Linked DNA regions of Mus musculus: region 1 is linked to region 2. Evidence: chromatin loops called from intact Hi-C (ENCODE). Cell type or tissue: left cerebral cortex. All regions are shown on one strand. Links, peaks and the distances in the headings refer to the core of each region. The heading gives the core; the rest is flanking DNA. Region 1 overlaps Srgap3 (SLIT-ROBO Rho GTPase activating protein 3). Region 2 overlaps Srgap3 (SLIT-ROBO Rho GTPase activating protein 3).

What was found. Hi-C counts contacts between places; a loop is a spot of excess contacts. Peaks named below come from ENCODE experiments on the same cell type or tissue, not always from the same donor. Only the 100,000 strongest peaks of a DNase experiment are listed, where the experiment ranks them.
Region 1: a loop joins it to region 2, with 2.2 times the contacts of the local background. A loop is called at or near these places in 10 of 42 quality-filtered maps.

Annotation. Positions count from the first base shown.
Region 1 is chr6:112,778,014-112,786,346 of GRCm38, reverse strand. Srgap3 (SLIT-ROBO Rho GTPase activating protein 3) reads left to right here. Exons shown (of 22, transcript NM_080448.4): 5 at 5,289-5,474. Among named protein-coding and RNA genes, the nearest start is that of Gm26799, 82 kb to the right of the region's middle. In left cerebral cortex, for the core only: a CTCF peak has its summit at 4,451 (motif pointing right); DNase peaks (open chromatin) are centred at 4,657 and 7,946; H3K27ac peaks cover 1,369 bases.
Region 2 is chr6:112,713,422-112,721,754 of GRCm38, reverse strand. Srgap3 (SLIT-ROBO Rho GTPase activating protein 3) reads left to right here. Exons shown (of 22, transcript NM_080448.4): 22 at 1-3,784. It also overlaps the pseudogene LOC108169181. Among named protein-coding and RNA genes, the nearest start is that of Gm26799, 18 kb to the right of the region's middle. In left cerebral cortex, for the core only: a CTCF peak has its summit at 4,419 (motif pointing left); DNase peaks (open chromatin) are centred at 1,152, 1,560, 2,827 and 4,392; H3K27ac peaks cover 1,435 bases.

The DNA.
Region 1 (8,333 bases), core at 231-8,230, 64 kb before region 2:
CCTTGATCACTAATTGAGAAAATGCCTTACAATTGGATCTCATGGAGGCATTTCCTCAACTGAAACTCCTTTCTCTGTGATAACTCCAGCTGTGTCAAGTTGACACAAAACTAGCCAGTACATGGGTGATCAAATAAATTGTAGGACTTCCCTTTTTTCCTAGATGTCTTTTTAATGGCTTGGTCCAGGAGTTCAGGCACACTCAAATGCTTCAGAATGTGGCCCTTCTTGGGGATCAAAGTATACCTAGACTGTATCTTTTAGAAGATGTTTCCTAGCAACTGATCCTCTTGATGCCCTATAAACCATGTCTCCTTATGGATGCTGTTGACTTCCAAGTTGTCTGTTATCTTTTGCACTTGAATGAGGATCTGAAGGATCTTCACCACTTTCCTTCCAGTATCTGGGCATCTGGAAAGCTGTGACAGGTACATGAATACCAAGAAAGGCAACAGAATTACTAGAAAAGGCCAGGCCTTAGGGGTCAACAGACCCAGCCTCTGGTCTCTGTTTTGTTTTGTTTTGTTTTCCCTTTTCATTTCTGATTTTATTAATTTGGATACTGTCCCTGTGCCCTCTGGTTAGTCTAGCTAAGGGTTTATCTATCTTGTTGATTTTCTCAAAGAACCAGCTCCTGGTTTTGTTGATTCTTTGTATAGTTCTTTTTGTTTCTATTTGGTTGATTTCAGCCCTGAGTTTGATTATTTCCTGCCATCTACTCCTCTTGGGTGTGTTTGCTTCTTTTTGTTCTAGTGCTTCCAGGTGTGCTGTCAAACTGCTAGTGTAAGCTCTCTTTACTTTCTTTTTGGAGGCACTCAGAGCTATGAGTTTTCCTCTTACTATTGCTTTCATTGTGTCCCATAAGTTTTGGTATGATGTATCTTCATTTTCACTAAATTCTAAAAAAACCTTTAATTTCTTTCTTCACCAAGTTATCATTGTTCAGCTTCCATGTGTATCTCTGATTTCCATTGGTTTTGTTGGTATTTCAGACCAGCCTTATTTTGTGCTGATCTGATAGGGCGCATGGGATTATTTCAGTCTTCTTGTATCTGTTGAGGCCTGTTTTGTGACCAATTATATGGTCAAGTTTGGAAGGTACCATGAGGTGCTGAGAAGAAGGTATTCTTTTGATTTAGGATGAAATGTTGTATAGATATCTGTTAGATCCATTTGCTTCATAACTTCTGTTAGTTTCACTCTGTCTCTGTTTAGTTTCTGTTTCCATGATTAGTCCATTGCTGAGAGTGGGGTGTTGAAATCTCCCACTATTATTGTGTGGAGTGTGATATGTGCTTTGAGCTTTAGTAAAGTTTCTTTTATGATGTGGGTACCCTTGCATTTGGAACATAGATGTTCAGAATTGAGAGTTCATCTTGGTAGATTTTTCCTTTGACCAGTATGAAGTGTCCTTATCTTTTTTGATAACTTTTGGTTGAAAGTTGATTTTATTTGATATTAGAATGGCTACTCCTGCTTGTTTCTTGGGACCATTTGCTTGAAAAATTGTTTTCCAACCTTTTACTCTGAGATAATGTCTGTCTTTGTCATTGAGGTGTGTTTCCTGTATGCAGCAAAATGCTGGGTCCTGCTTATGCATCCAGTCTGTTAGGCTGTGTTTTTTTTGAGGGGAATTAAGTCCATTGATGTTAAGAGATATTAAGGAAAAGTGATTGTTACTTACTGTTATTTTTATTGTTACAGGTGGAATTATGTTTGTGTGGCTATCTTCTTTTGGATTTGTTGAAAGATTATTTGCTTGTTTTTGTCTAGGGTGTAATTTCTCTCCTTGTGTTGGTATTTTCCATCTATTATCCTTTGTAGGGCTGGATTTATGGAAAGATATTGTGTAAATTTGGTTTGTCATGGAATATCTTGGTTTCTTTGTCTATGGTAATTGAGAGTTTTCCTGGGTATAGTAGCCTGGGCTGGCATTTGTGTTCTCTTAGGTTCTATATGACATCTGCCCAGGATCTTCTGGCTTTCATAGTCTCTGGTGAGAAGTCTGGTGTAATTCTGATAGTTCTGCCTTTGTATGTTACTTGACCTTTTTCCCTTACTGCTTTTAATATTCTTTCTTTGTTTAGTGCGTTTGGTGTTTTGATTATTATGTGGTGGGAGAAATTTCTTTTCTATTCCAGTCTATTTGAAGTTCTGTAGGCTTCTTGTATGTTTATGGGCATCTCTTTCTTTAGGTTAGGGAAGTTTTCTTCTATAATTCTGTTGAAGTTATTTACTGGCCCTTTAAGTTTGGAATCTTCACTGTCTTCTATACCTATTATCTTTAGGTTTCTTCTTCTCATTGTGTCCTAGATTTCCTGGATGTTTTCAGTTAGGAGATTTTTTTGCCTTTTGCAAAAAAGGACATATGCCCCACCCTAGTGTATAGCTTCTGAAGGCCAGTCACTATGCACATCTGTTTATAAAGTACCTATACATCCTCCCGTCCAAATGACACTAGGAGAGCATGAAGACACCCATCCTCTCCATAGACACCAAGGATGTTATAGGATAGTTGGGAATCCAAGTTCTTCTGAAGTCCTATGGACTTTAGGATTCTGTCATCCCTTTGCATGGTGGAAAAAGCATAGTAAGAGGGACCTACAATCCTGTGCTCATTAGACTCCCACAGTGGGGTCGGACATCTTGGCTTTGAACCTTGACTCCAGCAATGCTAGTGTTTTGACCTCAAGGAAGATGACTGAAGTGTTTTTAGGTCCTCCCTATAAATCAGAGTTCACAGGTGCCTTTTCATGGTTTTTGTTTTTTGTTTGGTTTGTTTTGGTTTGTTTTTTTTTGTTTTTTTGTTTGTTTGTTTGTTTGTTATTAATGAGAAATACTGTGGTGGATGTGGGTGCTTAGATCAAGGTTCATCATGTAGGAGGTGCTCAGTAAGCCTTATGTGACATTGCTGTTTAAACTGATGTCCCACTGTCTCCAAGAGTGTACTAAGGATGGCTTGAAATGCTCCTTCAATGGATGCAGATGATAGAAAGATGCTTGTAAACTTTGAAGTACCAGGCAAGCTTAAATACAACTTTACATGTCCTGAACTGGAACATCAAGTAGACTCTTGTAGGCTATTGAACTAAATTCTTACCCTACTGAAGTCTGTGTTTCAGGTCCAGTTGGTTCTGGGTATCTGTCTGTTTTGCACCTGTGGAAATATTCAGAAAGAAAAGTCTACACTGAGCATGAACAGACTTTCTTCTTACAATTATTCTCAGTAACTACTACATACTCAGTAATCTACTTACATAACATTTGCATTCCATTAAATATTGTACGTGACCTAGAGAGGACTTAAAGCCTACAGAAGGACACACTTAGGCTTTGTGCAGTTGTGGTACTGTTTATATAAGAGACTTGAACATTTGCAGATTTTGGCATCCATGAGGCAGACTGAGAACCAGCCCTTCATGAATACCAAAGGATAACTGTAATTAAATAAAGGCAACAATTGAGGGTTCCGGCATAAATCAACTCATTTCTGAGAGGCCTCTAAATACACTCTTCAGTGGCAGCTGTCTGCCATGTCACCATGTGCAGTTGGGTTCCCTGTTATCTTTGGGACCAGCCATCAATGGGATCATAGACAGTTGAGCCCCAGGTTCTCGGGTTTTATTCTTCATGCATGGGAGTTTTAGAACAGCCCAGGAAGGATCCTGGGAAGTTTGGCTTGTAGGGCATAGGAGGAGCATTGTGTGGCTCAAGGGTGTGTGTGTGAAAAATTGAGGTAATGGCAGGGGGTGGGTGGGGTGGGAGGAAGAAACCGAGGCAGGTGGAAAACATGGGAAGCGGAACACCCATCTGGGATGCTGCCCTGGTGCAGTTAGACAGATGCACATGTGGATGGCTGAGCAGAAGATCCAGCATGGCGTTTCTCAACCTTTCCAGTACTGTGACCCGTTAATACAGTTCCTCGTGTTGTGGTGGCCCCCCACCATCAAATTATTTTCATTGATACTTCATAACTGTAATTTTGACACTGTTATTATTATGCAAATACATGATATGTAATAGGTGGTCCCTGTGAAAAGATTGTACCCAAAGGGTTTGACACCCAGGGATTGAGAACCATTGATCTAGACACATGTAGAAATGCTTCTCCCACCCCAATGCATTACCCAGTGAGGATGATAGGTTGATGCTGAGATAAACAGACTTGGAAAGCTGAAGTAGAAAAGTTGATGTAGCAATCTTCACTGAACCCAGGAGGTGTGTGTGTGTGTGTGTGTGTGTGTGTGTGTGTGTGTGTAGATACAAGCAGCAGAAGCTGAATGCCTCTGAGCAGAGAGGGATCGTGGAGCATCTGAAGGGACAACTGCAGTAGGTGCTACCAACTCTTGACTATCTTCAATGCTTGCTGTGAACCACAGCCTAAAGACCCTGGGAACAACAGGACCTTGTCGCTCACCTGGAAGGCTGCACTCATTCCTTCTGGCCACTAGATGTCAAACACGTACCACTGACAATATTTTCTGGGCTGTGGGGTTTACAAAGAGTGTCCTGGAACTGGCATACTGGAGTGGATGAGATCAGTGAGAAGTGGGTTCTCAAAGCCCTGGGGGAAACTACTAAAGTGAGCCCTGTCGGGTGGGCTGCAGAGGAGTCTCCATCAAGATCTGAGAGGAAGCGCTGGCTACGTGTCTCATTCATAGGATGCTTTGTAAGCTTGGAAAGGTTTCAGGATGCAACTTCAGGCTCAGAATTCCCCCTGTTATAATCATATCCTGTTTTGTAATAGAAGCTGAGCAGCAGAGTGCAATTTGCTTTGTTGGAATTCTTTGTATAGCTAAGGTTGAATGTATTCCAGGGACCGCAGAGTATCTATTAGGTTATGTAACAGGGCCGTGTGCAAAGCCCATTTTAGGGCTTTTCCATTGACTTCAGGGTGGAGATAAGGAAGAAGGATACACGGATCACGTCTGGCAGGACTAGAGAGGATGGCCAGCAAGAGCCTGGCTTACCATATCACTTGTAGGTTGTCGTGGCTCTTCTTAATTTTTTGTTTATTAGCTCATGCTTGACACTTAGTAGGGCCTCAGTGATGTGATGATGATAATGATGATGAGGGTGATAATGATGTCACTCACGATAAAGCTGTTTCACCTGAGGAGCATCTTCATTTCCAGCCCTAAGGGACTCTGTGCAGAAGTAAAGAGGCTAAGGTGAATGTGTAATGGGAAAGCAAGAGTTCTGTGGCCCTTGGGGTGGGGCCAGGGACCACAGAATGTACCGTGCTGAGCCATAATGGCCTATTGGTTTCTTGTACGCATTGTCCTCAGGTCATGAAAACCTACCACATGTACCATGCAGAGAGCATCAGTGCAGAAAGCAAGCTGAAGGAGGCTGAGAAGCAGGAGGAGAAACAGTTTAACAAGTCAGGAGAGCTAAGCATGAACCTGCTCCGGCACGAGGACAGACCCCAGCGCCGCAGCTCCGTGAAGAAGATTGAGAAGATGAAGGAGAAGGTGAGTGAGAGGAATGGGGCAAAGCACGGAGAGGAGAGCGGTGCTCTCAGCCGCTCCTCCTTCGCATGAAGGATGAAGGAGCCTGGCCTGGTTCCATTTGTGTGGCTGGGATAAAACATCCTGACAAAAAGCAACTTAGTGGAGAAAGAGTTACTTTAACTCACACTTACAGTCTACGACAGCAGAGATATCCAGGGAGCAGGTCCTGAAAACGGTTTCTCATATCACATCCACAATCAAGGGCAGAGAGGATGGAACACATGTGCTCACACAATTGCTCGCTTATGCTAAGCTAGCTTGATTCACTTAACAAAGTTCAGGACCCAGCCAATGAGGTGGTGTCACCACATTCAGGGTGGGTCTTCCCATCTCACGTCACTCAGTTAAGACAATCTCCTCTAGGCGTGTCCAGAATCCAACCCAATGTAGACAGTTCCTCATTGACACTCTCTTCCTGGGCAATTCTGGGTTGTCAGGTTAACATTTAAAGCCGTCACAAGTCTGTTGTGAAATTGCCATTGCTGTGTCAAAGACCATAGCTTCAGAATCACTGTGTATGGGTGCTGCAAGGCTTTTTGTAGGCATGGTGGAGGGAGCTCAAGATTTGGAGCCTGGGGTTTATTCGTTTGTTTACTTGCGTACATTGTATGCAAGTGTATGCACAATCGTATGCAGATGTGGTCCTCACCGTCTTGTGTCTATGTAGAGACCAGAGGGTGACATCAAATACCTTCCTCTATTGCACTCTGCCTTCCTGTTTGAGACAGGGTCTGTCTCTGAACCTGTAGTTCATTGGCTAGACTGGCTGTCCATCAAGCCCCCAGGAGTCTCCTGTCTCTGCCCCTCCGCCAGCTCTGGGGTTACAGACCTACATTTAGTTTCCACATGGATGTCAGGGATCCAAACAGGTCTTTATGCACACACAGCCACCACTTCACCCACTGAGCCCTCTCTGCCACCTCTGAGCTGGGGTTTTAAATGCTACATTAACACTGATCCCTGAGTTTCAGTTGTTAAATCTGATAAATACGTCTCATTGCTCATGTTGGCTCTGATAAATTGATAACGGCTGCCCAGGATGCTCTATTGAGGATTCTGAAGCTATATCAAGGCTTAGCTGAAAAGGTGCTGAGATCGGTTAATGATGTCTGCTATGGCCAGAGAGTTTTGAAGGGCAGGACACATCTGTGACTTCTAACTCTCCTTTCTTCTTCAAAAGCTATAATCTTCTTGCTGAATCTCTATATCCATCTATTCCCCAGCACCAGGAAACATTTGCAGAGTTCTTCTATATGCCAGCCACTGTGTCTGATGTTTATCTGCTCTTCCATGGGCCTAACTCTATGATTATAGGATCCGTTAGAAATTACAGACTGGATGGGAACAAAACCCAATAGAACCTGGGTAAACAGGGAAGCATATAAAAGTGTGTGTGTGTGTGTGTGTGTGTGTGTGTGTGTGTGTGTGCATGTCCTGGTATAATTTTTGAAATTGAGGAAGACCCAAAATCCAGACAAAGATGTCATACCAAAATGGGCAATAAATAAAGTTGAATAGACATTTCTTTTTTTAATATTTTATGTCTATGGGTGTTTTGTCAACATGCATATATACACCCCACTTGTATACCTGGTGCCCTCAGAGACTAGAAGAGGATTCATATTCCCTGGAACTGCAGTTATAAGCAGTTGTGAACCACCATGTGGGTGCTGGGAATCAAACCTGGGTCCTCTAGAACAGCCACTGATCTTACCTCTTGAGCCATCTCTTTAACATCTGAATAGACAATCCTTAGGACCCTGTCTAGGTGGTCTGTAAATACAGAGCAGTCTGCGTGGCATCACTAAGGATGAAGGAAATGTAAACAAAAACCATAGCTCAATAGTGCTTCACAAGCCACCAGAAGGACCACGATAACAAAGGCTGGCAGGAAGAAGCAGGGATGCAGATGTGGAAATCAGGGAACCTTGCACCAGTGTCAGGGACAGGTTGTGTATGTGGGTGGTTCTGTCACTGTGGAAAGCCATCTGGTTGCTCTTCAGTGGACCAGGCTACCATGTGTCTCAGTAGCACCTCTCCTGGGTGTCTGCCCCTGGGGCATGAAAACATATTTGTATAAAAATTTGTATGTGAATGTTCACAGTAGCACTGTTCATCATACCCAAAAGATGAAAACTACTTGAATGGAACTCAATCATGAAAAGGAATGAAGTCCTGATACAAGCCACAATGTGGATGAACCCCAAAGTGAAAGAAGCCAGACACAAAAGGCCACATGCTCTACAAAATAACTTATGTAAAATGTCCGGAATAGACACACCGAGAGACACGGGAAGTAGATTGTTGGTAATCTGAGGAATTGGAGGAGAATGAGAGTGTGGCTGCTCACTGGGGCAAGGTTTCTCTCCAGAGGAAGTGCCTGGGTGGAAAGATACTGGCTAAGATTGTAGAGGCTCATTCCTGGTGTAGTCATATGCTAATTAGCAACTTGGCTCCTGGACAAGCCACTTTTCTTCTTGAGTTCTCATTTCCTTGCCTATAAATAGATGAGTTCAGCTAAGATGCCATGACTGTCCTTTTCAATTCTAAAATGAACTCAGTCCAGGAAAGTGGTCTCAAGGTCACAGTGAGTCCCTAGATAGGGTCAAGAGTATCCAGACTGTGTGGATGGGTGTCTCGCTGTTACTGGATGTGAATTCCAGGAGACATATGCTGAATGATCCCCGAGTAAGAGGATCTAGGAGCAAGTCAGAGGAGATGCTGGAGGACAATTTCAAGGTTGGCCATGGAACTGGTATACTCCAAAGCTAAATCTCACAAGGAATGAGGAATGGAAAGGAGCAGCTAGCATGTTTTCTT
Region 2 (8,333 bases), core at 79-8,078:
ACAAGTTTTACTTCTCTCATCTTCAAAATATTTAATGGTTTTTTTTTTCCTCCTCGTTCTACTGATTATGCTTTGTCAGATTTGGAACTAAATGGGCAAGGAGGCATTCAGTCACATCATGTCTGTTTGAGAGCAGTCCACACTCTGTTCCCCGCTGGAGCCTCCAGTGCCCAGCCATCCCTTGGCCTCCATCCTAGGAGGACTGTGCTAGGAAGCACCGTAGGCTGGGATGCTATGAAAACGGCAGTGCTCCTCACCCTCCCTTCCCCTCCTCTTCTTCCATTCCTTCTAAAGCAGTTAATGTAGACAAACATGGTGGTAGAAACAAGGTACGTGATTCTGTAGTGTCACAGCAGCCTCCTGCATGGCTCTTGTTTGATTCCGTTTTACCTGCTTTTTTTGTTGTCTCCATTTTCCAGATATTTCCAGAATTGTTGGATAATGCACCACAGGCGAATCAAATCCTAGTGGGACCATTTCTACTCTCCCTCTGCATGCCAAACCAACCAAGGATATCTCCTTCTCCTCTTCCTCCTCCTCCTCCTCCTCCTCCTCCTCCTCCTCCTCCTCTTCTCTCTCTCTCTCTCTCTCTCTCTCTCTCTCTCTCACACACACACACACACACACACACACACACACACACACACACACACTGGCTGGTTCTCTGCCTACCTCCAAGTTTTACAATCCACAATCTGGAATCTGTGTCACAGCCCCCACAGGAGCCCTGTGACCCATAGCTACACCACTCCTGTCACCTACAGATGCTTTGAAGTGCCATCCTTGGCATTTCTTCCCTTTGGGTTTACTTCCACCATTTCTTGGGTCCTCCATTGAAAGGAATCTTGACCGCTTCCCCAGGGAGGGACCTAGTGAGTCATTGGTCCTTGAGTGTGGGGAGAATCACCCATTCTGCCTTGCCTGTACGATCAGCACTGAGTACACTGTGGAATCAAGAATGGGCTCCAAATGAGAATGCCAGGAAGATGCCCGAACCATCAAGCCTCCCCTTCCCTCTCAACTCCTGCTGTGATGGGCCCTCTGTTTTTTGAGCACATAAAGATATCTCCATTTTATAGTTGAAGACAGTAAGGCCTGGGGGTGGGAGGACTGGGACCTGCACAAGATATGCCAGATGGCCTAGTGGGCTGCATTGGGCTCAGGAAGCCCTCATTTCCAGGAATCTGCTATCTCTGCTATGCATCCGGGAGATAAGACTTCTTTTTTGTATCCCAGGGCTATTTCCAGATTTTTAAGTCCACTCACCTCCCAGGCAAAAATGCAATATTCTCTGCCTGGATACCAGATAGAAGCAAAATTGAGTTTACAAATCTATTACCGGACACACCTATTGCCAGTTACGCTGTGCAGATTTGTCTCTGGGTTGACTTATTTCATTTTCCTTACTGCCTCTCCCCCAAATGTCCCAAGAGCAGAGCCTCAGCTGTTTTCCTTAAGCATCTATCTTTCCCCCATTGGCAAGTGGCTGATGAATTCACATTTAGGGAAGCACACACACAGATGGCAGATGAGTCCCCAGCTCTTCCAACCCCCAATCTGAGCTTTGATGCAGAACAAATGGAAAAGCACTGTCCACCCCCATCCCCAACACACTTCTTCATCTGGTCCCCTTGCATGTCTCAGCCACCCCCAGGTCCCAACTCAGCCCCAACTCAGTCCCATCGGTGTCTATCTAGTGTGAGCATCTCCCTTCTGACTCCTGCCTGTTTTTAGTCCACTATATATTGCTGTATTTGTTAAATGCTGGAAAGTAACTGTTAAAATGTGAAACTGTAATTTTTTAAAATGAAGGCTACAATTACATTATAGCCATTGCCACTCACCAAATCTTTGCACCTAGTAGATAGATCGATGTAAAAACAAATACCAGAAACCTAATTGTACAGTGATTGGGGTGGGGGGTGTAGTAACATAGTTAGTAGTCCTCAATATAGCCAAGCGTACAAGGGGAAGTGGTGTCTACCAATGTTCATCACCATTATTGAGAGCTGTACTGATCAGTTAGTTTATAACGGGCATTTAAAAAATTTTATTTTGGCTTCATGGAATGATTTCTTAACCTCCAACTTACCCCGAGGTCAAGCCTTTTGTCTTTATGTATAACTAGTGTTCAGTCTGTTTTAGGAATGAACCAGCAAGATGTTCATTTAATTAAAACTGACCAAAGACAATTAATTCCTGGTCTAGTTTCCTGGGCACCGTGTGGCCCAGTTGCCACTAAAGACCTTTCTCCGATCAATTTGAGAACAAGCCGAGCTTCCAACCCGACTCACCCTCCCTGCCCTCCTTCTCTTTGTCCTCGTCGAGCTGCTCTGAGCTGTGGGATCCTGTGAACAACTGTCGTCTTTCCTTCTCTTCAGTGCTAACTTCTCACCTTGAAGCGCCTTTTGAGCCCCCCCGGACAGAGCACACAACTGGAGGGAATTGTGGGCGTGGGAATTAAGACGAGGGAGTCTTTTCTCTGAAGTCACTAAACCAGGGATCAGGAGGGAAACGGATTCCTAAGGAACGGAAAGGTTTATATCCAATGAAGAAATCAAATCGGAGCGGAAAGAGACACAGGGAAATGGAGCCATCCGTTGGCTACTGGCTGGAACCAGCAGTTCAGAGATCTGCCTTATAAACACTTTAGACTGGTGTGTGGTACGCAAGGGGAGCTGGTGGGAGAGAAGCCTGTCCAGATGTTCCCTTCCTTGGCATCTCCTAGAGTGCCTTGTTGGGTGCATCCCTTTCTTATTCAGGAGGCATGGATGCAGAGGACATATCGTGACTTGGTACTTGGTCATCATTGAGTGGCCAGCGCACATACATTTGGAACGAGTGCTGGAAAACTCTCCAAGGACTAACACAACAGCCCTCCCTCTCAGCCTTTCTGTTTCTAACTTCTCCTCTTCCAGATGGTTCCACACTAGAGCAAATGCCTCATTCTTCCGAAAAACCCAGAAAGGGGTGGAGTGGGGTGTCATTTCTAGCTGCGGTAGTGGGTCCTGTCGTACTGGGAGGAAAAGGTGTGACAGGGGAGGAAAAGGCAGAAAGGGGTGAACCAAGGCATTGCTTAGCTGATTTTCTGCTGTGCAGAGCTAAGGCTGACAGTTCGTGTTCACTTCCCTGTGGTTCTCTGGGGTCTCTTCTCCACTGAGATGAATTCCAAGTGGAGAATTCCACATACTCCAAGCTACCCATGGGAACTGCCAGAAGGGACTTCACTGTCAGTCCGAGACCTCCTGACCTCTTAAAGTTGATCTGCCAGCATACTGTTGTCCCATCCTTTGGGACTGGCCAAATGGCTATTGCAGTCCTTTGCTGACAACTCCTTTCTGTGCAAACTGTCCCAGGCAAATCACAAAGCTGTTCCTTGAAGTGGAACCACCAGATTGCACTTTCCTTCCCTGATGGATGTGGGTCGAGGCTAGCTCTGCTGCCCAGGCCCTCGTTCCAGGCAGTGTGACTGTTTACATGGTTTGGCAATAGGTTTGCTTCTGATTGCTTCAGAGTGGCTGGTCTGTTTTGTTTGCTTTGCTTTCTTTCTTCCCCCAAATTATGACAGGAAAAACAAACTGAAACCACCCTAGGAAATTGCTGGTTGCCTGTCCCCATGTGATGCTAACTGTTGCCCTCTTCTGGGTATCATTTCTCTACCTTATGACCAAAATGCCCGTCCTATAGAGTGTCTGATTGGATCCTCTGTTGCGTATTCTGATGGTGCCTGCTGGTTTGATGTGGAGCTATCCTGTGAAATAAAACAGCTTAACTTTTTCTCAAACATAGTCTGTGGTTGTTTACAAGCATAAGGACACACCCAGGGGAGTGGCCTTCTCCTCCTTCAGTCCACTCTGTCTGTACACCTCTTCCATCAGACTCCCTGAAAACACTCTAGTGTTGCAGGATATCCGATCCCTTTGTGAACACTGAGGTTGTGTTCTTTACTGAAGAGTGAAGAACTCTGTTTCCAGTTGTGGTGCAGCTCAGCACTTACCACCCACCTTTAATCCCTCTGGCTGGAATACAGACACACAGACAGGACCTTAGTACACACCTTTAATCCCAAACAATGAAAGTTTGTAGGAGGAGGCACTTGTTTGAAAGTGATGTCTAATTGAGTGACGAAGTGATGACTTAGAGAAAGTTTTGACACCTTTGTATATGCCCAACTCTCAGGAGAAGTGAGGAAACAGGCACCAGTCAAAGGAGCAGTGGTTTGCACAACAAAGGTTAGCCGCAGAAGTGGAGGATTGAGGATTTGAACCACCTGTTTGCCAAGTCGTGCATTTTTCATGTGCCTCACGCCTACTTTCACTGTATCCTCATGGCCCCAAGGCTGGGTCAGGTGTCCTTATCTACAAAGTGTCTTTCAGCCACCTGCTGCAGACTTCAGGGCCTGAAGTGCCCTCTGGTGGTTCTTCATGTAAGTCTCTGTGCGTGGGTCTTTGACTACCACAACCCACTGTGTGGTGATTTCTGCTAAGCCGGGCTCTTTGGCTATGGAACCTTCTAGAAGTTTACATTTTAATACACATTCTGCAATCCATTTACCTGTCATAGCAACCATGCTCATCTTGGAACCCCAAATTAGAAGCCTGTCATCCAACAAGTATCTTTTTATGTGCCTGGCCCCAAGTTAGCTGCTGGGGACACAGGTGGATGAGACCCAGTTTCTATCCTCCAGCTCTGAAGCCACTCACAGCCTGATTGTATAAAACGATCACCAACCAGTCAGTTCCAACTTAACAGATAACAGAACTGCACCTCTAACTCTGAGGCACAAAATTTGCACCAAGGGCAAACTTCAGCTGTTCAACTGCTTGACTGGCAAGGACACAAAATGTATGGCTGAAATGTTTGCTTCAGACTCAAATCTGTTTAATAAACTGGTTTGTGAATGGCAAAACTCTCCAACCCATGCAGCCCCAAGCAAGAGAATGTGTTAGCCTCCCATCTTAGATGCCCCAGACTGGGACTGTCTTCAAGTTTGGATTGAGGCAAGGATGAGATAAGCATTGTCTTGGGCTATTCTCAAGTCATTTCTTTGGGCTATTTCTCACCACAACCTGTCTCATATAATGGATGCTGGATGATGCTAAAAGTTTGCACTATGTGCACCCTCTCAGCCTCAGGAGAGCAAACATCTTGAGACTGACTGATCATCCATCCTTAAAATTGAGCCAACCCTAAAGTAGCTCAAGAGTTGGGCAGACAACTATAAGTAGGAATAGGAATACCTATGACCCTTAGTTACAAGGGTACTGTCATCCCTCTTCAGACTGTATCAGCAAAGAATAGCTTCCTATAAGAGATTAGGAGAGAGGATGTGCATACCCTGGGGGCCTGTGAGTAATAAGAAACAGTGATGGTTTTCTGTTCCACTCAATGTGAGGGTAGCGCTTACACAGCAGTCACTAACTGACTCAGTCAAATGCTCAGTCAAATACACTAAACTTTCCCACCTACCAGTGATGACACCCATCAAGTGTGTGCTGTGTGCTGAGTGCTTCATATGCCCTGGATCCATACTGGTACCCACCATGGTAAATTCTGTCCCTCTACTTTACAGTCAAGGGGACTGGAGCTCTCTACTAGGATTCCTCAGTATCATTTCTGCTGCCCCACTTGCTGCAGGACACAGTTCCCAGGATTCTGTGATCACCACGTGCCTGATCGTTGGGAGGTCTGGTTACTCTGACAGCCCCGTAAGGAGTTAAGTCTGTCCCAGCTTCTTCTCGGGGGAATATATCTATCATTGTTTGATTTCCATTAAATGCTGATATTGAGAACAATTCTAATTAACGCTCTACATTTGTGCCGTGTTGGCCTTTACTACTGTAGGAACACTTTCTGTTCTCTCATTTTTTTTCTACTCTGGCGCTCTGCCGAGCATATAGGTTTGCATTAGGTAGGATAGTGAATATATGAGACAGGAAGCTAAAGGCAGGAGAGGATTCAGACCCAAGTCTCAAGTCCAGGTGGAGGATGTATCCTAGCACAACTACTTTTCTTATGTAGCCCAGGACCACCTTCCCAGAGGTGGCTCCTCCCCCAGTGGGCTGGGTCCTCCTAAATCAATCTTTAACCAAGAAAATGCCTTATAGACTCGCCTACAGGCTGCCTCCGTTGACTTCCCTCTTCCCAGGTAACTCTAGCTTATGTTGACAAAAGTTGACAAAAACAAACCAACAAACAAAACCAAACCTGTACTGGCTGGTTTTGTGTCAACTTGACACAGCTGGAGTTATCACAGAGAAAGGAGCTTCAGTTGGGGAAGTGCCTCCATGAGATCCAGCTGTGGGGCATTTTCTCAATTAGTGACAGGGGGAGGGTGGTGCCATTCCTGGGATGGTAGTCCTGGGTTCTATAAGAGAGCAGGCTGAGCAAGCCAGGGGAAGCAAGCCAGTAAAGAACATCCCTCCATGGCCTCTGCATCAGCTCCTGCTTCCTGACCTGCTTGAGTTCCAGTCCTGACTTCCTTTGGTGATGAACAGCAATGTGGAAGTGTAAGCCGAATAAACCCTTTCCTCCCCAACTTGCTTCTTGGTCATGATGTTTGTGCAGGAATAAAAACCCTGACTAAGACAAAACCTAACTGGAACCAGGAGAAAAGAGGCCTCTGGCTCTCCTGACACTTGTTCCCCTCAGCCCTCAGCCCTCTCTCACATGTACACCAAACATAGCCACTCCACTCTTCTACAGCCCCTGCATGCAGATTGATGAGATTCTGTCAAGAATATATATGCAAAGGTTCTGACTGTAAATCTCAGCTTTGACGGACATCTGTAAATGACCTTGACACGGGGCACATAACATAATACAGCCTACCTTTGTTAGGAACCTGTGGCTACGAAGCGGCTGTGTGTGTTTCACAGAGCCATTTGAAAGGACAACCTGTAACACACACAGTCTATCCAAATGCTACTGTGTGGCCCTGGTGACTGTCACCTGCCTCACCTCTGTGCTCTGTGGAAAGGAAGAACAAGCTTCTAATGATTGGCCGCTTCACACTTATTTCAAAGGAAAAACTTTAGTCGAAATTCCACCACTTCAGGGCTGGAGAGATGGCTCAGCGGGTAAATGCACTGACTGCTCTTCCAGAGGTCCTGAGTTCAATTCCCAGCAACCACATGGTGGCTCACAACCATCTGGAATGGGATCTGATGCCCTCTTCTGGTGTGTCTGAAGACAGCTGTAGTGCACTCACATACATAAAATAAATGGATGTCTTTTTTTAAAAAAAAGAAATAAAAGAAATTCCACCATTTCCACTGGCCACTAACTGGAGTTAAGTCTCCTGCCCAGGCCAGCCTCAGCTTCCTTACCTCTAAGACAAGAGACTAGACAGGCTGATTATTATTGTTTCCTGCTCTGAGTTCCCACTTGAGGTATGGGCAGAGGCTGTAGAATCCCAGAGGGAATGTCAATCATCCCTGCTCTGCCCAGCATGCTTTTTAAAGGGCATAGCCGGATACCCCAGTGACTTTGGAGAATGCTTTCAGTATAGGCCTTATCTCCTTGCCCCAATGGACTGAGCCATAGATGGCCACTGACCCAAAGGGAAGTATGGTGGATAGGATAGTAACTCTGGCCCTTAGTGAGTTGAGCCAATAGATGGCCTTTTAAAGGAAGTTTTAGCAGAAGTTGCAAAACCCTGGGAGGTTAGCAGGAAGAACAAAAGATAAAAAGACCACAATGACAAGGTCAGGGGTGGGGAGGTGGGATTTATGGACAACAAGAGACCGAAGTCATGAGGGGTGAGATGTGACCCAGGAATAGCACAGCCCACGTAAATCATTAATCAAGAAAATGCACCACAGGCTTGCCCAGTGGCCAATCTGGTAGGGGACTTTTCTCAATTGAAGGTCTCTCTTTCCTGGCCCTTAGTGAGTCGAGCCAATAGAAGGCTTTTTAAAGGAAGTGTTAGCAGAAGTTACAAAATAAGGGTTGTAGGAAGGCCATGGTGGAGACCAGCACCTCTGAAAGCAAAGTCATGTGGACCTGGCATGAAAACAAACGGCATGTACCCACCCCACTGCCCTGAAATCCTCGGAGAGACCTCACCCTCCTCTTCTTGATATAACTTGTTATAACTTGAGGAGGCATCTGTATCTTGTAATTAAAAGGACAAAGAAGGGACCAGAACAATGGCTCAGCAGCTAAAGGCTCTGACTTCCTGAGTTGGATTCCCCAAGACCCACATGACCAAAAGAGAAAATCATGACTCCCAGAGTTGTCCTCTGATCTCTAGGCACATGTGGTGGCACACCAAGCCATACCCCTGTAAATAAATAAATAATTAAAATGAGAAAGGAAAGTGGGAAAGGAAT